Linked DNA regions of Mus musculus: region 2 is linked to region 1. Evidence: chromatin loops called from intact Hi-C (ENCODE). Cell type or tissue: gastrocnemius. All regions are shown on one strand. Links, peaks and the distances in the headings refer to the core of each region. The heading gives the core; the rest is flanking DNA.

Region 1 (11,435 bases), core at 2,408-10,407:
GATGCTTTTTTTTTAGTCAAGGACACAGATGCTAATGTAGCCCCTGACAGACTTTCAGAGTTAGCTCCCTCTCTTCCTTATGAGCCCGAGGGCCGCATCTTATTCTTGACTGAGTGTGCAGTAGTCAGCATAGATTCATGTATGACTTTAGGGCATATGTCTGTACCACACCTTAGCCTTTCAAGCAAGTATGCACTAGTGCTCCTTTAAAAAGAAAATCATCTCGGCCAGCTGGTGGTGCACTCGGGAGGCAGAGGCAGGGGGATTACTGAGTTTGAGGCCAGCGTGGGCTACAGAGTGAGTTCTAGGACAGCCAGGGCTATACAGAGAAGCCCTGTCTTGGGAGGGAAGGAAGGAAGAAAGGAAAGAAGGAAGGAAGAGAAGAAGGGAAGAAGGAAGGAAGGAAGGAAAGAAGGAAGGAAGAGAAGAAGGGAAGAAGGAAGGAAGGAAGGAAGGAAGGAAGGAAGGAAGGAAAGAAGGAAGGGAGAAAGGAAGGAAGGAAGGCAGGCAGGCTGGCCATCCCATCTCTTGGCATTGACATGGCATGGGTTTGGGTCTAGGACCCCCAAGGATAGCAAGGTTTGAGGGAGTTCAAGTTTATATAAATGCATCATGTGTGCAGATAACCTGGGTACTTCTGTATATTTCACGGCCTCCCTAGATTACTTATAATTTGCAATACAACATAAATACTGTATCGACACTTGATACATGGAATTACTGGGGAATAGAGGCCAAGAAAAGTGTCCATGCATGTTCGGTACAGACAACTATTTCCCCCTCCGAATCCTTTTCAGTTTGTGAGAGCAGAACCCATACATGCTGTGTCTGACTACACTTGCAGCTGTCTTCGCTGCCCACATCCCCAGTCTCCACACCTTGGATGATCCCGGCATAAATGGATGTGTTATCCTCCCTCTCTTGTAGATGTTTCCACTCGGCTGCTCCGCTTGGCTAGCAGTTTGAGCCATTCGGTCATTCTTGGTGTCTTCGGTGTTGCCTTTGAGCTTACAGCCTTTTGTGGGTTAAGTGTGCGCCCTACCGCCGATCTGTTCTCCCACGCTGGCCTGCTTTCCTGCTGCATTGCCTGCAGTCACCATTCGGAGGCTTTTGTGCTTCCCTTTCGCTTACAGCCCCTCTTACCTTCCGCAGGCAGAGAACACGCAGGCAGTGCAACCCGAGGAGAGCCGTTCGGAAGGGAGAATCGGCTTCAAGGCCTACAAGAATTACTTCTCGGCGGGCGCATCCTGGTTCTTCATCATTTTCCTTGTGCTGCTTAACATGGTGGGCCAGGTACATCATGACACCTGTGCCCTCTCAGGATATTCACACATGGGTTTACAGTGGGGTGTGCTGTGTGGCAGGGAGCAGCCAGAGTGTTGCTAACCGCAGTCGAGAATTGTATAGAAGAAAAAAAGTGGGGTTACCTTGTAAGAGCTTAGAGGTAACACCTTGTCTGGGAAGTTGGCCTTGGCACAGCCTGAGCCAGCTGACCATCCTAATGAACGCTCTGGGACCCTCCTCTCCGTCCCACGTCTTCAGCCATTTTGAGTTTCGAGTTTGGAAGTCACGCAAGTCTTGCCAACGCTGTGTCTCGCTTCCCTCCGCAGGTTTTCTATGTTCTTCAGGACTGGTGGCTTTCCCACTGGTAAGTTCTTCTGGTCAGAATTAAAGGCTCTACGATCTATAGGTAGTAGCTTCATTTTCCCATAGGTTTTAGGAAGAGGTGGGATCTGTTAGGCCTTCTATTCTAACCTTCGTCCCTTGAAGAGGAAAAGTGACGGCTTGCTGGTGGGGTGTGACCCACACCACTCTTTATCCATATCTGGTCACCACCTGCACCTTGAGAACTGAACGTCAGGGGTCAAAGTTTGAAGGGCAGCCGCAGAAAGCGTTGTGTGAGCTGAGAATTGCTTTCTGGCACAAGGCCTTTCTCCTAAGCTTAGGTTCCTTTTGTTTTTACCTAAATCCATACCTTAGTAATTTTTTTCCCTCCCATGTTCCACCCATAGGGCGAACAAGCAAGGTGCACTGAACAACACCAGAAATGCGAATGGAAATATAACGGAGACCCTAGACCTCAGCTGGTACTTAGGAATTTACGCAGGTAACGTTTAGCCATTTGATCTGTTATCTGAGGGCCTGAGGTGCTTACGATGGGCCTGTGTGAGTAACCAGAGCTCCTAGGAGTAATTCAGTAATGTCTTAGCAGATTAGGAGACTCCGTCGCATTTACTCTGTGAATTAATTAGAATAATTTTTTTTTTTAAATCTACCCGGAGAAAGAGGTTGAATGAAGACTCTTAATTTGCTCTGTACTGGATTTTGAAAGTTAAACTAGGATTGAGCGTTCAGAAAACCAACCACTGGAAATATGTGACTATTGTCTATTCTAATAGGTCGCTTTAGCTAAATCTTATATCATTATATGAATGGGCAGGGGGATTAGAAACGGATCCCCACCCTGTGGCTTGGATTGTTCCAATTCTGACTGAATAAGCCCAGGCCTTTATTGAACTTGGATGGAATCCTCTGGCAGCAAGGCCCCCCAAATAAAATCATTATCCCCTCACAGGTATGCAAAGCTCCCTACAGCACACTGCTCATCTCTCGGGCTTCACTAATTACCGAAGAGGGAAGCTAAGCAGGGAGAGGCCCAGTGTGCAGGAATTAAAACTCCTTCTCTTTCCTACCTTGAGACCAACAATGTTATCACGTCTCCGACTGTGTGATTCATTTAACATTTGGTTTGCCCGACTAATATTAACACCCCACTCTGTTTTCACAAGAGTGCTTGGAAAAAGTATAGAGTTAGTTTTCAAAAGAAAATCCTCATCTAAAATTTCAAGTGTTCCCACGGGAGACAGGCTTTCCTTGGCTTGCACGAATTACCGCTGTTAGAAGCCATTCACCCAGGTTTAGAACTTACTTTGTTGACGTCTCCCTAAGAAACCTAAATCCACTGACTGGTTACCGTCCCTACCGGCAGACTGTGCGAACCCTAAAGGGAAATAGATCCATTATCTATTCAAGTAGCCTGGGCGGCCAAGGAAAACGCAGCTGTATGGAGTTTTAGAATTAAGTAGCTCCAGGGGTTAATGCTGCTTCATTAGAAGGCAACATGTTTACCACATCAGCTCTTCCCGGTCTTTGTAGCAGTGTGAGCTACAAGCTAATGGAAACTAGGGAAGCAGAGTTAGGGGGTAGCTCAGGATAGAATGCTTGCCTCCTGTGTGTAGCATGACACAGCACACCATGCCTCTCCACTTCCTATCCGTGCAGAATGGTTCAAGAATGCCTTAATGCAACACAGAGTTTGAACACTGCTCATTTAAACTGTGATATGTTTCCATGAGACATGCATTGAGTGACTAGTTTACTATTTAGTTATCTTATGTTAAAACATGATTTGTATGTTCTCACAATTCAACCGTTTCAAAGTTTTCCTGTGTGTAAGCCAATGTGATATTTTCAAATTCTTTAAAGCCACTCAGGGGGTTTACTACAAGGAGGGTTTACCGGTCTGACCCTCTTCCCGGGGAGCACCACATGATGGTATCAGAACCCACCACAGTGCTAGATTGGGGGACTTGTAAATACCAGCTGGGATATGCAGGCAGAAATCTTTCCTCTGAGTGCTTAGTAGGACATGCAATTTGTTTTTAAAGCCTGTAGTTTATACTTTATCTGCACATAGGTATTTTCTATTCAGTAAGAAAAAAAACCACTTAGTTTTTGTCAGTGTGTCTCATAAATGTGCATCGTCTTTATGTAGAACCTAGATGTTTATGGGGAAGATCAGAGATATTTTTATAAACTGTCGGGTTGTAGAAGGAAGTGTGTCATTTCCTCAGGATCCTGGCTTTCCTTTATTTCAGGTCTAACTGCGGTCACCGTCCTTTTTGGCATAGCGAGATCCCTACTGGTGTTCTATATCCTTGTGAACGCTTCCCAGACTTTGCACAACAGGATGTTTGAGTCCATACTGAAGGCTCCCGTGTTGTTCTTCGACAGAAATCCAATCGGTAAGTCAGCCGCCGAGCTCCCCAGTAAATGTGTCTTGTTAAGGCGTGTACTCACGCAACGAGGGTCTGATGGCATTCTGGTCTTTGAGAAAGGAGGAAGTCCCTCTGCGTGTCTGCCCATTCTCTACAGTAAGCTTCCCCAATACTTCTCTCCTCCAATAGCAAATCTACATATCAGCTGCATGGACTTATCTCGGTGTGTGTGTGTGGGGGGGGGCACAGCACACGGGCACTCAGTTTGCACAGTGAGTTGTGAATCCAGTTGTCACTCGGCTCCCAGAGCCCCCCACATAACTTGCGGACAGAGTGTAGTCGCACAGTTTCTAAGACACCTACTGCATGTACACAACATTGGCCTGTACCCCCTTTTAAAGAGTCTCACTAGAAGGACCGCCCTCTGAGCCGGAAATGAGGGGCTGTGTGCTTGCTTCTTGTCTTGGGGGCGACCATTCCTTTCGTGAACTGTGCGGACTTCGACCTGACTGATAATGAAGATAAGTCTAAAACCCCCAAAGTGTGATCACCCCTTAGTAAATTTTATTTTATCTTGTTTATTTTGATATAACATAAATATATTCGTTATTTGGTATTTTTAGGTAGTATCTTGCTACTGTAGCCCTGGGCAGACTGGAAGTCACTATGTAGCCCAGGCTGACCCTGAACTGATGAAGCCCTGGGCAGACTGGAAGTCACTATGTAGCCCAGGCTGACCCTGAACTGATGAAGCCCTGGGCAGCCTGGAAGTCACTATGTAGCCCAGGCTGACCCTGAACTGATGACAACTCTCTTGTCTTTTCCTCACAAGTACTGAGACGCTGGCATGCACCACAACATTCGTTTTAACACTGTCTTAAAAATGAACAGCAACCCCCACTTTCCTTCTCCATAACCTTAAACTCTGTGGCTTATAAGTACGCGTTTGTTGCGTGACATCATGCCTTTGCATGAACGGATAGCGGCCCCCATGATGGTCCTCTGACCCATTTGCTTCTGCAGGAAGCTCCTTGGTCCAAGTTCCTAGAAAGCGTTAGTCATCCTCACAGACCGTGGTCACCTGGGGGTCAGAGGTGGGGCTCGGGCAGCTTTGTTTATGCAGGTGGAAATCAATGGGACCTGTCACGGAGGACTGTGGTAACACAGCCGCCATTAAGGAGCTGCTGGATCAAGAGCAGAGCATTTGCATAGTGTCAGGTGAGCAATTTTTGAAGTAGGATGTGTTGGTGGGAAGTACAGACCCTGGTGCCTGTGGCTGTCTTGGCTCCCTGTGAGAATCACTGGTTAAGGCTGTGGCAGTGCTCATAGGCCGGGTACTCAATGTCCCCGCACCTTGGCATTCACATACGTGAAATGGGGACACTGTCTGTATCTATCATATTTAAAACTAAGACTTAAGCAGGTGAGAGATTTTCAGTGCTCCAAGTGGCTTCAGCCCCACTGTCGGTTCCCAGCGACTGAGAACAGTGACTGGAAGTTCACCGGAAGTGCAGTGTTCTTGCCCGTAGGGTGGAATTCCGACCTTTCCTGTTTTACGTGATTGTTGTGAACCACAGTTGTCACACGCGGTCGGGCTGGGGCTGTGGTCAGAAGTTAGCTGGAGGATTTGCTGCTGTGATCGATGTCGCTGCTCGGCTTAGACCTGAGAGTTATACTTCCACCCGGAACGCTCAGCAGGCAGTGCTCTTCTGTTGTGACTCTGCTCCCGGTCCTACTAACCAGGTGCTTCATGTTCGAGAATCGTAAGCTTTTCCTTGTACCAATTTTCTTATTTATTGAGGGGTTTAGGGCCCAGTCTAAATCCTGGGTAACTAATTTTATGTCAAGTCAGAAGGATTCATTTGGCTTCTCTGTCCTGAGTCTATGAGCAGGATTTTTTTCCTTCAATGAAAACAGAGCCCTAATGAACCCCAAACATAGTCCTTACATGACAGAAATGTAAACACGAATTGTTTACCTCTTTTAGTGGAGTATTTAAAATAAAATACATTTTAAAACTTTTTAAGACTTACGTTTTCATATGAGCAAAATTCTGCACATTTTAAAATGGTGAAGAGACACAGCCTATGGATTATGCTATCTATAGTCTATCTATACCATTAATTATTTATGTACTGCAGCGGTTTATGTAACAAGAATGGGTACAGAAGCATCCTGTTGTGTCATGCCGTCTCGGCTACGCAGCGTGTTGGCTGAGCAATGTAAAGACACAAGCAACGTGTCTTTAGAAGGTGTTGCTTCACAGACAGCTCCCAGGAGCCCCTGAGGTCAGCTGCAGTGCCTCGTCATCTCTGCATCTGGGCATCCTCCCAGAGTCTAGATAATGTGAGGGAACTAGGAAGATGCTTGCCAGCATCCAGTGTCCAGCAAGTGAGGCACGGGAGGACAATGTTACAGAAACGTGAGGTGAGGCCTCATAGCTTTGCCCCTGCAGAGCCCCTCACCACCTCTGATTCTCAGAGACCATGTGCCGTAATTTAGACGTGTCTTGGTCTTACAGTCATGGGACTTGCCATGCTCCCTACTCAGTACTGCTATCTCGTGGCCCATGTCCTCCAGACCCTCCGCTCTGGTGCTGATCAGTGGGTGACCTTTGCCCTTGTCCAGAGACCCAGGTTTTCCTTGGACGCTGCTCAAAACACTGGCTACCGAGCCTTCACCCCAAGTTCACTGAGTGGTACTTAACGGAGAGAGTGAGTGGGGTCAGACCTGAAGATACAGGTTTCTTCTTTTGGCCCGAGATTGCCAAAAGCCAGGTCTCCCCTTTTCCTCTTGATTTCTTTCCTCTTCCTTCTTCTCAGCGCTCCCCACCCCTCTCCTTTGAGGTGACTTAGAGGTGGCTCTTACATCCATTACAGGGCCTCATATCTCAGCTGCAGCCCTGATCTTCCACACCAACATTTACCTTCCATGTGTAGCACTGCAGTTCAAGAAGATGTTTATAAACAAACTCTGGTCAAGGGTGTTAACGCAAGTAGCAACACCCAGCAGGTTTGCTTTGCCAGGGAGCCTGGACCCGGGAACCTGGAGCCTGGAGCCGGGAACTTCTGACACTGAGCACCAGGGGGCAGCGTGAGCTGCAGAATTGCAGGCGCAGAGCCCAGAGCGCTCACCCAGCGAGACCTGGGATTGCTGTTACAGCCTTCTTGGGAAATTCCCCCTTCCTAGTTTCTGCCTTTGTACCTTGTCAGACTCCACAGAAAATGTTAAAAAGCATTTTCTTTTTTGGCCATTTATTGTGACAGAAACATTAGTCAAACCACCGGCAGCCCTCCTCCCAGCCCCTCCGGGGTGCACAGCCTAATTCAGAAGAGTTTTTTTATTTGTGAAGTCACCTACGAGCCCAGTTTCCCTAAGGTGCATTAAAGAAATCCTTACCTGCTTCTTGGGAACACCTACCATTTCAGAGGACACTCCGATTCCCCACTCAACACTAGACGCAGGAGTAGGCGGAAAGGGTCCTCTCGGCTGGATGTATTTGATTCCTATAGGGTCAGTTCTGACTTAGTGCTGTTTTCCTCTCAAAATATGAGGGTTCGGGGGTGGGGAGGGGAGTGGAGGGGGAGAGAGGTGGGAGAGGAGACGATCACTGAATTTGAGGTTGGTTTCCACGATGTCCGAAGCCACAGTCCTTTTTTTCCATCCAGGCACGCAACATCCCCTTTTGCTTTTGGAAACGGGAGAGTGGCTGGTAGTGGTCCCGTCTTCTGCTGCCCAGTTTTGGTCAGGCGCATGGCTGACAGCATCAACTTCAGGTTCACAGAAATCTACTCATTTGTCAGTCTGCGTGGGAGAAAGAGAGTTGCTGGCGCCGGCTGACGGGCTTGTCTGTTTTCTCTGGGAGACACAGCGTTAATCTTGGGGTGGTGGTCAGTGTGTTTATTCACATGGCCGATTTTTCTGCCATGTGCGTGAGCACTGGTGTGTGCAGCATCACATGATGTTAAACAAAAGTATCAATTCCGAGTCACCATTTTTGGTTGAGTATGTGAGAAATAAAATGCTGGAAAAGAGGGGAAAGAAGTACACTGACTTGTGTTATTTAAACATATATTTATATTATATATGTTTAATGTGAATTATATTAAATTGAGAATGTCACCAATAGTCCTAGACTTTAAGAGAGACTTTCTCTTACCCATCCTAATAAAAAAACTCTAGAGATTGCATAGTGATTAAGATTCTCAGCTCGACTGAGTGGGAAATTGGGCTTGTCGATGACATCACAAACATAAACTATTCTGAATTAGGCTCTGCATCCGGGAGGGGCTGGGAGGAGGGCTGTCAGGGAGGAGGGCTGTCAGTGGTCTTAATATTTTCCTGGCTCTCCAGCCCAGAAAGAGAGCGTTCAGAATCTGGGGTAAGTTGCTAAAGAACTCCTGAGGAAGTGAGAAGAGAGTTGAAGCCACATGGGAGTGTACCATCAGAAAGGCTGTCTTGCTGCAGCATTGATGAAACCGATTGTCAACACACCTTGTCTTTGCCAGAAAAGCAAGAGAAGAAAGTCCTCAATAGAGAAGAAATCTAATTGCAGGATACCCGTGTGTTTATTCAGTCCCAGTGACCACTGGAGTTAGTGCTAAATGCATATTTTAACAAGTATAATACAGCACTGTCAAAATTACCTTGACAATAATAGGCCTGTTAAATTATAGCTCTATACATGTGGAGGTAAAATGGCTCTGCTTAGCACACATTAATCTATGCCTGTTCACACAAGTGCTTCTGCTGAGCAGGTAGCATGTTTAAACAAGAAATACTGGTCTTAAAACCTCTGATTTATGGTAGGTGTTTTGACACAGCATCATTCAGGCGATTTACAAGGCACGGCTTCGTGTTAAAATATCTCACCGGAGTCATCATTTGGCACCGACATAAATATTCAGCGGTGGTGCTGGAAACGGGTGAGATGCCCGTTTGTGCCAGATCATCCCCTGTGTTTCCTTTCAAGTGAGATCTGCCGTGGATACAGCTACAAGAGATGACAGTTTCCCTTCCTTGAGAGCGGATGAGCTGTAAGAAGTTGAAAATAAGAATAACGGCGTCTTGACAGCTGCCGTGGACTCATCCTGCCCACGTTGGCTTTAATTCTGGCATAAGGCCCATGGGTTAAAAAAAAAAAAAGAAAAAAGAAAAAAGAAACCAAACAACCCCTTTCCTTGCTTTATGCACATTGTAAAGAATATATTTACATGTACATGAGTTAAGTAAAGAGACCTTTTCTGTTCAAAGGAAGAACTTAGTCATCGGCAGAAAAGCTTTGTTGCAAAACAAAAACACACATTCCCTGTCTCCTTTTTTCCTTGTTAATAATAACAAACGTGAGCGAGTACAGAAGGGTTACATAAAAGATCGCGTTAATCATCGTGATCCTCAATAGCCACGTAAATATTATGTTTTCTGGTTTGAATTGAAATAGCTAATGGTTTGAAGTAGGTGTGGCAATTAATTCCTGTCAAGTTGTCACGTATTAAAAATAATGTTTTTTTTCCACATAACAATGGTTATATGTACTTAAACTCTTATGGGGGGGTGATATTAAGTGATATTTTATGGGCGTTGCCCATTTACTGCTAATAGCATAATAAAAGCCTTTGTTATAAGTTTAAATAGTTACATAGTTACATACATCTGATTGCGGTTGTTATTTAATCAGTGATCTCTCTAACTGACATGATTATAGTACTTTTCTACAGCTGGTACACATTACACTGTTTTAGTGTACGGTTTTAAACCTGCTAAAATGTTCCTATTGCTCTTTATTTGTGGATTTTCTCCATGATAAATTGGGCATGGAAATACTAGCAGGTGAGTATCACACACACACACACACACACACACACACACACACACACACACACACAGAGAGAGAGACAGAGACAGAGACAGAGAGAGAGAGAGAACGAGCTAGCTTTGTGTTCACAGTTGTCAAATAGAACATTTAGAACATAAGATTTGGGGAGCTGCTAACTTGTTCAAAATGATGATCATGTTGTATTACAGAAAGTTAAAAGGATGACATTTTGCTTAATTATTTCAAATTATTTTCCACTAAGGCATATATTAAATATTACATGCATATTTATATTTCATCCTTGTCCACTCTATCATAAATGTTACTCATTTTGCAATGAACAAAACTCGGGGGAAAAATCTCAATATTGGCATCATTGAGCCTGTGACATTTTATCTCACATAAAGTATATATATATTTTTTTGGTCTTCTATCCAGTTTATCATAGTTCTTGTTAGAATGATAGTTATTCTTTATAGTATTTAGTATGTGAGTTAATGCTAGCCTTGTGAATGTCTTCTGTGAAGGCGGATAGTTCTATGCCTACGATGTTAAGTGTGTCATCTACTGTGAGCCATCCAGTGATTTGGGATCTGTGCTGTTTGAGTTTCCAGCTCATTTAGAGCTCGGCATGTGTGCATTCCTTGGCCATTGCCTTCTGGGATTGAAGGTGCAAGGTCCTACAGTGTTGTATTTTGAAAGATTTCTCCCCAATGCTAGTTCTAGAGCCAGAAGTGCTTCGAGCAAAAATTATATTGAGGAATGTTCATAATGTAAGTTCCGCTTTTGTGCAACATTTCCAGAGAAAATGGGTTGGAGTTCTGTACCAAGTTCATCATGAATAAATATTGAAGCTAGGGGTAGTCTGGCTGGAATAAAGCATAGTATGGGGTATTGTGTGGAAGTCAGTAAGGACTAGAATTCTGTTTGCTTGCTTTTTTTTTATAGTTAAAAATCCATGTCTTGTGTTAGCTTTGTGCTTCCTGCTGTCTTCAAACGTACCTGTTATTTCATCACCACATTTCCCTGACTCAAGATCGGGCACTTTGTACTTGATGAGTAAACGCATATTGGTTTGATAGAGCAGGCGAAAGCTTTGTAGGTGCAGTCTCATCTCCCCAAACTACGCCCAGGGAGAACAATGGAGATTGATGGTCATTAGGATATGACCGCAGCCTTTTGTTTTATAGTTAGCGCATGTATGGAATCAAGCTCTGCTTTCCTGAGAGCAGCTGACAAGAGATCACAGATAGATCACTCTAGACCGAGTCCACAGAGTGGGAGGGCCCGGATGGAAAAGCCAACACTGGTTCCTCAGAAGCTGTGATTCATAATCTATGATTCTGGCCCCTAGATGTTTACCAACTGAGGAGAGGAAAGGTCAAACACCCAATAAAGTTCGTGAAAGGGGACTTTTAGCCTTCCCATAACTTGGGGTTTGGGTTGCTTTCATAGTTGTGTTTTATAAACTGTGTGGCCCAACGAAACAGGTGAAAACGCATCTGTTTTAAGACTTGGGCCGAGTAGAGGGTGGGAGGTTAAGGCAGACTGAGGTTCTCTGCTCTTATCTGGAGGGGCCACAGACCAGTGATTGATTGCTTCAGTCCCCCGGCCTCGGCCTC
Region 2 (11,435 bases), core at 2,268-10,267, 440 kb after region 1:
GTCCTTTTCACATTTATTTCCACGTGGAAACTGTTTCAGTCACCTTGAAACAACATTCTTTCTGGGAAGTTCACTGTTTGAGTTCACTCCGGAGCTTCTATTCCTTTCTGCTGAGCCCGCTGACGTTCAGTTCTATAAATAAGACGCCCTGCTTCCACCGCTCAGCTGTCACACAAAGGCACAGCAAGACGGTGCTGCGTTGGATCCTATTGCACTTCTCCATTCACTGGTTCTCTCCACAAAACTCAAGCATCAGAAATGAGGGCGCCCTCTGTGTGCAGACGAGATGGTCAGTGGTAGCGTTACTGAGGAGAGCGAGGAGACCTCCCAGTAAAGACTGTGGGACAGGAAAAGTCTGTACAGAATGACCATGGCCACGGCCTGACACAGGATGACACCTACTGTGATAAGCTGAAAGGAAACAGAGGGAGTGCGTCACTCATGCAGAGCAGCGAAGGTGTGTTTAACGTACCACGGACCCACTTCTGGGTTGTACACCTAGTCTGAGTCTGTCTATCCTTCTTTGCCTTTCACCACAGGTTCAATTCATGAGACACATGCCACAGACAGTCGGACTTCCCTTCAGAGCTGTGACTGTTCAGGGTAAAATGCCTGGATGCTTACTTTTCAGATGCCAAAGGAGGACAGAGAAGTGCCTGGTCTCCCACGGGTGTGCACGTTACACACAGTTTTGATAACAAGGACAATCAGGCATCTGGCTAAGATAGAATAGTAGCAAAGCATGCTCCTATGTAAACTCTGACGACCCTGGCGTCACATCTACTTCTGTAGGCCACACTGCCACTTACCGTCTATAGGCACTAATGGCAGAGCCATTTGCCGCTGAACCTATCAAAGTCGACCTCCTCTACTCTGTCTGCAGTCTGTTAGAGCAATGTGACTTCTCTATCTTGGCTGTTACAAGTAGAGTAAACAACTGCAATCATTGTTTTAAAAAAATCCATTACATGTCCTCTAATTTCATTCATAAAGCATGATTCTGAAACTGCTATGACTCATAAAGCTCTTTCTAGGCTGGGTGTGCTAGCATGTGCTTGTAATCTCACACGTGAAAGGCAGAGGCAGGAGGATCATTGCACCACATTTGAGGCCCAAGGCGATGTAGTCTGATCCTGTTTCAAAAGCAAACAGACCAACAAAAAAACTTCTTTCTAACATTTTGCTTGTAAACTAATTTTCAAGCTCTTTTTCAATGTTTATAACTTCTAATTTATGGATTCAATAATGTTAATATTTTTTAAAGCATTTTAAAGAACTCAAGAAACTTCTGAAAGGCTAAGTTGGCACCTCCTACTTAAACGGGTTGTAAATGCTCACAACCGCGTTCCTGCCACCACAACTGACCTTATCTCTTTGGTAGTCATTAAAAGCGACAGCAATGCATGCGAGCGCTGGCTGGCACAAGAACCACAGGATGCAGCCCTGGAAGAAACACACAAGGTAAGAACCGCGTCCCTTAGAAGGCATCAGATTAAAGACAAACCCCAAACCCAGCCGGCCATGGTGGCGCACTGCAGATCTGACGGCAGCCGGCGCTACAGAGATCCCGAATCAACTATCAAACAGCAAGGTTACTAATGTACTCGGGGCCTCGAGGAGAGGTGGACCAGTGCTCCTGAGGAGTTGCTATTCTTGCAGAAGACCCATATTTAGTTCCCACCACCCATATGGCAGCTCACAACTTTCTTAATTCTAGTTCCAGGGGATCTAACATGGTGTGTGTGTATGCATACATATACATACACACACACACAAAGGCAGAACACACATATGCATAGAATAAAAACCTTAATGTTCTCTCTTCTAGGTTCTGACTAGCCTCAACTGCACCTCAGAGTAAACTTGAAATAAAATGTAGAAATTTATTTTTGCTCTGACATAAACTCTTTTCCCTAACCAAACTGTTACCTTTTAGAATATCTATGACACTACATTTGCAAATATGTTATAAATGGATACTATTTCTGCAAAAATAAAAGCACAAAGTCATGATGACATGTCCATAGGAACTTTAGCAAGGCGACCCAGGCCTGGCTGGTGGCTCACTTGTTTGAAGGGCATTGCAGAGGAGGCACCAGGCAGGGAAGAGAGGGAGACTTTACATTGTTTCCTAGTCCCTTCCACTGTGTTCCCATGCAGTGTGGCAATGGACCTCCTTTTCAGGTTATAAAGCTTGGGCCCTTTCAAGATTGAGCAGTAAGAGAGACAAGTGCTCAGTGGGTTCCTACTCAGAGCAGGAGAGGGAGATGCAGAGAGGAACTCGCGTGTTTAATTCCCCAGCAGAGAGGCGCTGGGGCTGGCGGCACTGGCTCAGACACTCGGTGAGACCCCAAAGCGCTCCAGAGATGGGCTGGGAGCGAGAATCAAATCCACCCACAGTGTGAGGCGGACGCCCCTGCAGCACATGGGTCAACCCTCGGCTGCACATGCTCTTAGTCAGAAGGACACCTCCTCACGCGTGTTACACAACACTGGAACTCCAACCGTAACAGTTCACACAGTTAATGGATGATGACGAACACTCTTTTTAAAATCCCACAACAGAAAATGAAAGTCAGTACTGATAAGGAAAAAGCTCGATGAGGGAGGGCAAGCGGCCCGCAAACACTGCATGGAAAACATAGTTCCCCGGGCTCTGTAAACGGCTTCACAGCCACTTCACGCAGGTCGGCAGGATTAGCTGGAGGAACACGGGCTCCACACAGTGCTCGGCATGGACAGCATGCAACTCGTTAGTAACTGCCACAGATGGCAGAGAAGCAGAGCATCGGAGCCTCTCCTGCCCAGCCCGTACCTTGGCAAACGTGATGTAGAACTCTCTCTTGAGCGCGCTCCTCTCCACTGTGATGACCTGGTAGAGTCCGCAGCCCAGCGACAGCGCCAGGCAGATCCGTAAGACAATCAGCAAGAGCCCGGCTAAGCTGCGGTGTGAATGTGCGCTGTGGTGACTGGTGTCTTCAAACTGCTCCCAGAGTAGCAAAATGCTCTGTAAAGAATAATAATAATTAGATAAAAACCCAACCTATTTACAATAAAATGTATGTTTTCTTTCTCTCTCTCTTCTCTTTTCTTTTCTCTCCTTCCCTTTCTCTCTCTCTCTCTCTCTTTCTTTCTTGGCAGGGTTTCTCTGTGTAGCCGGCACAGTTACATACCCCACCTTCTTACTGTGACAGTACAAAGTATAGCATGTTTTCTTTACGCTGTTCCATTTAGTGCTGCCCATGTTCCCCCTGTCCCTACTAAACACCAACTGCTTAAACCACTTCATCTTTTTCTAATCATCAAATATACTTTAAGGCTTCCTATGTAAGCTTAGTATTCAAAACTGAGTCTTTAGTCACTTCCAAACACCTTTGGTAAATAAAATTCAATAAATCCAATTCTTTGGCTGGGTATTGTAGCTCATGCATTTAATCCCAGAACTAGGGGGGTGCAGACAGATCTCTGCGCATTTCAGGCCAGCCTGGTCTACATGAGCCTCACCTCAAAACAACAAGAAGAATCCAGCTCTTTGGCCTTCAGGGGTTGTCGTAACCTCTCACTCTCCTCACCCCTGCACACTGTCTAACGCTCACCTCTTTGCTCTCCTCACCCCTGCACACTGTCTAACGCTCACCTCTTTGCTCTCCTCACCCCTGCACACTGTCTAACGCTCACCGGCACAGAATTTTTAATAGACAAGCTACTTTTGCTACTCCACAAAGGAAACTTTCTTCGGGGACATAAAACTTGCAATTCTTGGGGTTCGGGAAATATCTCTGTCCTAGGCAAAGTGCTTGTCTTAAAGTGCGAGGTCGTGAGCGGATACAGAACAACAGATGTAGCGTGATAGCAGTCACGTGTGTCAAGGTGACTGGAGCCACTGGAGAGGAGACTTCAAGAACATAACCGTATTCACATCTAACACAGCGCGTGTTAAACAAAGCTTTCCCTTTTTGTTCTTTGGCAGTTGCACGCATGTACACAGTAACTTGAGCCTTTCACCCCCTTTACAGTCTCTCCTCACCCCACCCCTCCCCCTGAACCCCTTCCTCCTGGTCTCTCCACCCCACCCGTATGGCTTTGATGTTGGGGAGGGGGAGCACTAGTCAGGGTTGCTTACATGGCGAGGAGACCACGGACAGCTTGTCAATGGCTACACCTCCTCCTCCAGCAACCATTAACCGTCAATACCAGTAAAGAGCAAGTTCTATGCCCACAACCCATAATAACAAAAGCTGCCTGTGATCTTATACACGCAAAGAAGCGCGCGCGCACACACACACATTCATATACCCTTGCTCATATACTCATGCCTCTCCCACAAACATGCAGCACACACAGACACATACACACACACACACACACACACACACACATATTTAAGAAAACAGAAAAAGTGGGGAATGGCTTTTAGAAAAGCACTACTAAAACTAAACTAAAGACCTAAAAGCACTATTCCTCTCTTAGATTAAATTTTACCCATTTGTTTTTTTAACTACACTTCTAACCTTGAACATTTCAGCAAAGAAGTATGATTATAGAACTTATTTTATACCATACACATGGTTTTTGCCTGCCGACATCAGAAAAAGGTGTCAGATCCTCTGGAACTGGAGTTTAGGTGGCTGTGAGCCAGCATAGGGTGCTGGGAATTGAACCTGGGTCCTCTGGAGGAGCAGCCAGGGCTCTTTACTGTTAAGCTATCTCTCTACACTAAGAAATGCTGACATCCTTTGAAAAATTATTTAAGAAAACAGAAAAAGTGGGGAATGACTTTTAGGAAGCAGTAGAAGTGTATTCCAAGCCTTGCCATCGACACATGCCAGCGCCCGGATTAAGGCGATTATTTCACCTGCAGTTTAACTCCACACTTCCACGGTCCTCCTGGCCCAGGGGCCGCCCTCAGGCACACCTGCGTGCTGGCTGTCATCGGCTCGCTCACCTGTGTGATGACGATGAAGACTGCGATGCCCGTGGACGCGGGTGTCGAGTCCCACTGGAGCGGTCTGCTCTGCGACTTCTTCATCCGCACTATTGTCCAGCCCATACACAGGCTCAGAAGCAGGTACAGCATCTGAATTTGGGAGGCAATGTCAAAAACTAAAGGGAAACGAAAATCATAGTCAATAAAGTTCCACAATCCACAGAATTTGGGACATTTTTCATTGAGATGAGAATGCCCCTTTTTAAATATAAGAAAGGCATTTTTTTTTAATTCTCAAAATAAGTTAAATAAGATTAGTGTGTAATAATTCTAAACATTAACTACTCGGCATAAAGTTTGTAATTGGTTACAAAAATAATGATACATGACTAATACAGACACACACACACACACACACACACACACACACACACATATATATATATACACACACACACACACACACACATACATATTCAACCTTAAAGCTATATATTTCCTTCTCTTATTGCTATGGTCAACTTTGACAAAAATAAACTTTAAATATAATTTTGCAATGTAGAAATATTAGTATCCTTTTTGGGGTTGCTAATGAGGTTTTCTGGATAAGCTGTAATAGGGGAGTACTTTGTAAAACTGTTACTAGGAAACTGAAATTTCACAGCCATCACCACATCTGACATGACAGAGTCCTAGTGACAAATGACGAGCTGCATGGACTAGCGCCACCAGGTGGCCGGCACCTGCACTGCAGGAGAACTCAACTGTAAAAGAATTCCCAATTCACCTGCCGTAGAAGCACACCGCACAGAAACAAACACATTTACCTTGAATGTAAGTTGCTTGCTTACAATACAAGGTATTCTTTTTCTATTATAGTGTATTTTAAAATCACAGTTTAATAAACTGCCACCCATACAGTTTATACTTTTACTGCGTCGAAGTAAGAGAGATTCCTTGTACAAAGAAAAACTGCTGGGGTGTAATGTTTGTTTTTGAGCTGCACATCAAAAATCTGCACATGTCACGTGGACGGACGTCCTCCTGCTCTGTCATCTACATGAACAGGCTACCGCACATGCACACTGTGACACACTCTCTTCGGGGCACGGCACAGGCCTTGCGCTGCCTCCCTGAACTCTCAGCAGCTCTGGTTACAGGAGAACTGCACAAGACTAAGCCCCCTAACTTCCCTCCATGGTGGGTGAGGAGGGGCTCACACTGCCCACTCTGTCCTGAGAGTGTACAGTTACGGCTGCTGGGAGTGGGGGCATTTTCCTCAGTGGCATAGCTGCTTGTAGGCTGCTCATGTTAGCCCAGGTTATCCTAACTAGACTCACTGCTCACCAACCCAGACTTGTAGGCTGCTCATGTTAGCCCAGGTTATCCTAACTAGACTCACTGCTCACCAACCCAGACTTGGGTGGAACTGCTTTCCTGTGTTGCTTGTGTCTGTCTGTCGGGGGTGAACAGATGTCTGCAGTCTCCACAGGGAAAGTTTACGAATGTATGCTTATGTATGTACGGCGGCAGATGCACATAATGAGTTGTTACTACACTTGAGTGACATAGACTGTCAGATCAAGCACATTTTTCTTTCACCACAAATGTTTAAGTGTGATGTAAATTAATGTCATTAAACATATCACAGATACAGTCAGCTAACATGGTGAAGACACCGGCTGAAGGAATCCCTCTGTGAGCTTTAAGAAGCGAACACAAACGCCTGGGGGACCCTCATGCTCCAGCTCCTTCCCTTCCACCCCAGGTTGTTCAGTGATGGAGTGCTGTACCCCGTGCTCACTGTGCAGAGTGATGGAGTGCCGTACCCCGTGCTCGCTGTAGAGTGATGGAGTGCCGTACCCCGTGCTCGCTGTACAGTGATGGAGTGCCGTACCCCATGCTCACTGTACAGTGATGGAGTGCCGTACCCCGTGCTCACTGTACAGTGATGGAGTGCCGTACCCCATGCTCGCTGTACAGTGATGGAGTGCCGTACCCCATGCTCACTGTACAGTGATGGAGTGCCGTACCCCGTGCTCACTGTACAGTGATGGAGTGCCGTACCCCGTGCTCACTGTACAGTGATGGAGTGTCGTACCCCGTGCTCACTGTACAGTGATGGAGTGCCGTACCCCATGCTCACTGTACAGTGATGGAGTGCCGTACCCCGTGCTCACTGTACAGTGATGGAGTGCCGTACCCCGTGCTCACTGTACAGTGATGGAGTGCCGTACCCCGTGCTCACTGTACAGTGATGGAGTGCTGTACCCCGTGCTCACTGTACAGTGATGGAGTGCTGTACCCCGTGCTCACTGTGCAGAGTGATGGAGTGCTGTAACCCGTTACCCCAGGTTGTACAGTGATGGGAGTGCTAACCTGTGCTCACTGTGGCTGAACATAGCTGCCTGCTATTTTATCTATAAATGTATTTATATTTTATAAATGTGTACTATATATTAATGAAGATAATATTCATAGACACAGATCACACACTGCTTTTTTTTTTTGCTTTGGTTTTTCGAGACAGGGTTTCTCTGTGTAGCCCTGGCTGTCCTGGAACTCACTCTGTAGACCAGGCTGGCCTCGAACTCAGAAATCCACCTGCCTCTGCGTCCCAAGTGCGCCACCAGCACCCGGCCACAACTGCTTTCTTAACCACTTACACAGCCAACTGTTTGCTGGAAGAATTACCAATCCTTAGCAACATCAGCTCACTAAAGTTGAAAACAACAGCTACTGCAGAGAGCAAGGTGGGGCCCACGCCACAGTCACACACACCTAACCCAAGGACTCCAGCCAGGGTTAGGAGTGAGTCTGAGGGCAGCCTACGGTACCCAACAAGCTCAAGGACAGTCACAAAATAGACCCCACCCTCCAATGCCAAGGAATATAGCTTGGAGGTAGAGCCCTTGCTGCAGACAAAAGCCTTTCCATGCCCAGACCTGACAGGAACACAGTCAGGCACCCAGCGCTTCCTCAGTAAGTCCTCACTGACCCTTGGTTTTGAGAGGTTTCTGCTAAGGTCTGTGGTGTGCACCCTGCCTCTCCAGATGTCAGTCTCCCCAGCTGCCTAAGCCATCTCTGCAGCTCTGGCCTGCACGATCCCACTGAAATGCCCATGCATTTGCAAAAGAAAGAGGGAAGCCAAGGTCTAGACGGTGTTCACTAAGGACAACTGCCTCGTGTTCATGTCACACGGTAACAAAAGGCTCCTCAAGTTCCGTAATAACCATGGGTGATGAGACCGAGCGGGGGGGGGGGGGGGGCTGAGGAGATGAGTGAGCCCTGTGGAGAGACCGCCTGCCACAGCACTGGCGAGACTCCAGGAACTGCAGGAAGACGGGACAGGTGATCTAACATGGCTCCAGAGCCCAAACCTTAGTTTCTGAGCATAAAGAACCGCACAAGACCTGACTTCACTCTCAAGTTCTTTTTAAAATGTCATGATTATAAGACCTCTAAGCATTTTTAAAATTACTTACTAAGAGTATCTCTTATAAAAGAAAGAACAAAGAGGTGAGGTCAGCTTAATTGTAAGTACACTAGCCTTGGATCAGAAACAGAGAAAGTCGGTCTACGAGAAAAGAGAATTACAACATTACAACAGAGAGAATCCTGTGCGATGCGACTGGAAAGCTGGGCTCTGACGCTCACAAGCTGACTGACCTGTGGAGTATACACTGAGCAGCTCTGAGCACCAACTCTGCAAAACACGGATTACCAAAGCAGACCTACCCTTTACTGAGGATAAACTGAGGGAGTGTCTGTGGATAATAAACAATGAAGAAGTAAGATCAAACACGATCTGAGAACTAAATCTATAGTCTATATTCCAGTTAAGCTTAGTTCTAGATAAACTGAAGCAGAAAACTACACTACAGCAAAAATAATAATTTCATCGTCACCACCACCATCATCATAATCATTACCAACAGCATCATCACCATCACCGTCATCATACTCCACATTGCTGGAGATTAAACCCAGGTCCGCATTCAATGCTAGGCAAGTACTCTACTACCGAGCTACAACACCAGCTGAAGATAAAGGTTTGTTTGTTTGTTTGATTGACTGATTTTTTTTTTAAGAAGAAAAACAAGATGGCAAATCTATCTTTGAAAGCATGCTCAGAAACCTACTCACCTTCTGCCAGGCTTCCTATGAGAGGCACTCCTAGCCCATCTCTGGAGTACCTGAGTAGTTGCAGAGCAGAGCGTCAGTGTAAATTACCAGTGTGAGAAATGCTCACAATCAAAGCTAGCATGCCTGCGGACTACTTAGGGTGAACTGGCTGTGTGATGAGCACTGGGGCTGGCTTACCTGGACAAGTGGATGTAATTAGCTAAGGCTGAAGCAGCTTGAAGCAGCAGTGCAGTGGTGAGGACCTTTAAGATGGTGTGCATGGGTCCTCCCTTCTTCATAGCCTGCCACAGAGACTGCGCATAGATGCACGCAGTCACAAAGTACACTAGGACGAGGAGGAAAAAGAACTCGTGGAGCCCTGGAAGAGAAGAGAGGGGGCTGGCTTCAGTAAAACAGGACAGCGTCAGGCGGCTTTCCCGTCTGCTTCTCCTTCTCCTCTAGTGCTTGAACACATTTGCTATGTAAGGAAGAGAGATGGGAATTACTAACTGTCCCCTTCCCCATGCGCACGCCTTGGGTCCAAGCTTGATCTATAAGAAGGCACTTAAAACAACCTAGGTAAAGTCAGCCCGTGAAACAACAAAATCCCTCAAGGCAGGACGAAGACTCACGGGATAATCAAAAGTGTTTCACGTGAAAGCAGCCAGCTGTGGCTTCAATGTTCAGTGAGACACCTCGTAAGCTCAGGGTGCACGGCTGTCCCGAGAACGCCAGCAACATTTATTGTCACCAGTAGTTTAACCTTGACTTCCATTTTGGCAAAGAACCTTGACAACAAACAATTAGCCACCAATCCAAATAGCCAAGAACAAAGTTAGATGAGCCATACTGCCCCTCAGAAGTCAAATGGCTGCACACAGAAGGTGGGCTTTGAGAGCTGCAGCTGGGACCTAGACCAGGCCAGAGTCACACAGCAGTGATGACGTCTGAGTGGGCAGAGGCTATGAGCAAAGGAGACTGTTGGCATAGGTAAGAACCGAGTAAGAATGCAGCAGAAGACGCCATGATGTGCCCTCTGCCACTGGTCTCCTGGAGTGCCCACGGGACCTTACAATAAGCAGACTGGGACTTGAGTTTTCATCTGTGAAATTTCAAAAAAAAAAAAAATTCTAATACACTTCAAGTTAGAAGCTTGGGAATTTCATAGTTTTGAGTTTAAGGAATTAAGTTAGTCTTTCTTTTCAAGCCAAGGGAGACTGGTACCAGGAAGCCCTTAGACATCAGAACTCCTTTAAATAAAATGCATGGTATTTATGTATAAAATCCAATGCATATCTGCTATACAACTCCAAACCATCTGCAGATGATCTTCAATCCCCAGTACAGTATAAATGCTGTATAAACAGGTATTATACCATGTTGTGTGCCGTGTGCCGTGTGCTGAGTACTGACCACTTTTCACACGATACTGTTCCTCTGTGGCTGCTGCACCCACGGACGTACACTCTGCTGAATTCACAGGAGTCCTAAGAGCAGGGCTGTTACCCTACACTGAACACCAGGGTGCAATGAGGGCGAGCACACAGGGCTCTCGACCAGGTCTGTGCATGGAGCTGCACTCGCTCCCACCCCAGTGAGAATCCTGAGACTGCTCTAGCTTCCCATTTGGGGTAAATGCCAGTTAATGAAGAAAAGACTTTTATTATCCAAAAAGTCATTTTGGAAAAGCAAACCAGGAAACAGATATCCCAGAAAAAAAGGCTCAAACTCCTCATGTTGGGTCCACCAGCAAGAGATCCAAAATCAGCAAGAAGTTCTCTTACCACTGGGTGTCTCTCCTGCTCTACCACACACGTGATGAGCTCATAGTTTCAGTGCAGTGAAGAAGCTGAGATAGCTGAGATAGCTGGGGTAGCTGGGGTAGCTGAGGTAGCTGAGTTAGCTGAGTTAGCTGGGTTAGCTGGGGTAGCTGAGGTAGCTGGGTTAGCTGAGTTAGCTGGGTTAGCTGGGGTAGCTGAGTTAGCTGGGGTAGCTGGGGTAGCTGGAGTAGCTGAGTTAGCTGGGTTAGCTGGGGTAGCTGAGGTAGCTGGAGTAGCTGGGGTAGCGGGGTAGCTGGCAGGAGACAGGCTGCACGTAGAACAGCGGCACTATGACCCTGAGCTGATTACTGGAACAAGGCAGGAAGCGCAGATGCTTCCAATGTTAGCAGCTGTGGGTCAGCCAAATTCCTGACACCTCCCTGTCTTCATTTTTGTTTCTTATTTTTCCTTCTTCATATTAAACAATTCCACAAAGCATCTACTGAAAGTTATTTATTTGTAATACTCTGTAAAGTACCCATTACAGGATCAGAGTTTACTACTCATTATATAACAGATTATGAAAACTGTGACTATTTACGAAAAAAATCAAAATATAAGGA

What was found. Peaks named below come from ENCODE experiments on the same cell type or tissue, not always from the same donor. Only the 100,000 strongest peaks of a DNase experiment are listed, where the experiment ranks them.
Region 2: a loop joins it to region 1, with 10 times the contacts of the local background. A loop is called at or near these places in 15 of 42 quality-filtered maps.

The regions. Positions count from the first base shown.
Region 1 is chr14:118,587,352-118,598,786 of GRCm38, reverse strand. It overlaps Abcc4 (ATP-binding cassette, sub-family C (CFTR/MRP), member 4), which reads left to right. Exons shown (of 31, transcript NM_001033336.3): 16 at 1,153-1,293; 17 at 1,611-1,648; 18 at 2,013-2,107; 19 at 3,879-4,025. It overlaps Mir6391 (microRNA 6391), which reads left to right and starts at 6,315; the gene lies at 6,315-6,418. In gastrocnemius, for the core only: a CTCF peak has its summit at 7,084 (motif pointing right); DNase peaks (open chromatin) are centred at 7,091 and 8,951; H3K4me3 peaks cover 1,978 bases; H3K27ac peaks cover 512 bases.
Region 2 is chr14:118,151,565-118,162,999 of GRCm38, reverse strand. Gpr180 (G protein-coupled receptor 180) reads right to left here. Exons shown (of 9, transcript NM_021434.5): 4 at 9,251-9,431; 5 at 9,074-9,123; 6 at 4,946-5,103; 7 at 2,816-3,007; 8 at 1,366-1,443; 9 at 1-411. The coding sequence ends at 253. Among named protein-coding and RNA genes, the nearest start is that of Gpr180, 20 kb to the right of the region's middle. In gastrocnemius, for the core only: no CTCF peak of the experiment used is centred there; a DNase peak (open chromatin) is centred at 5,658.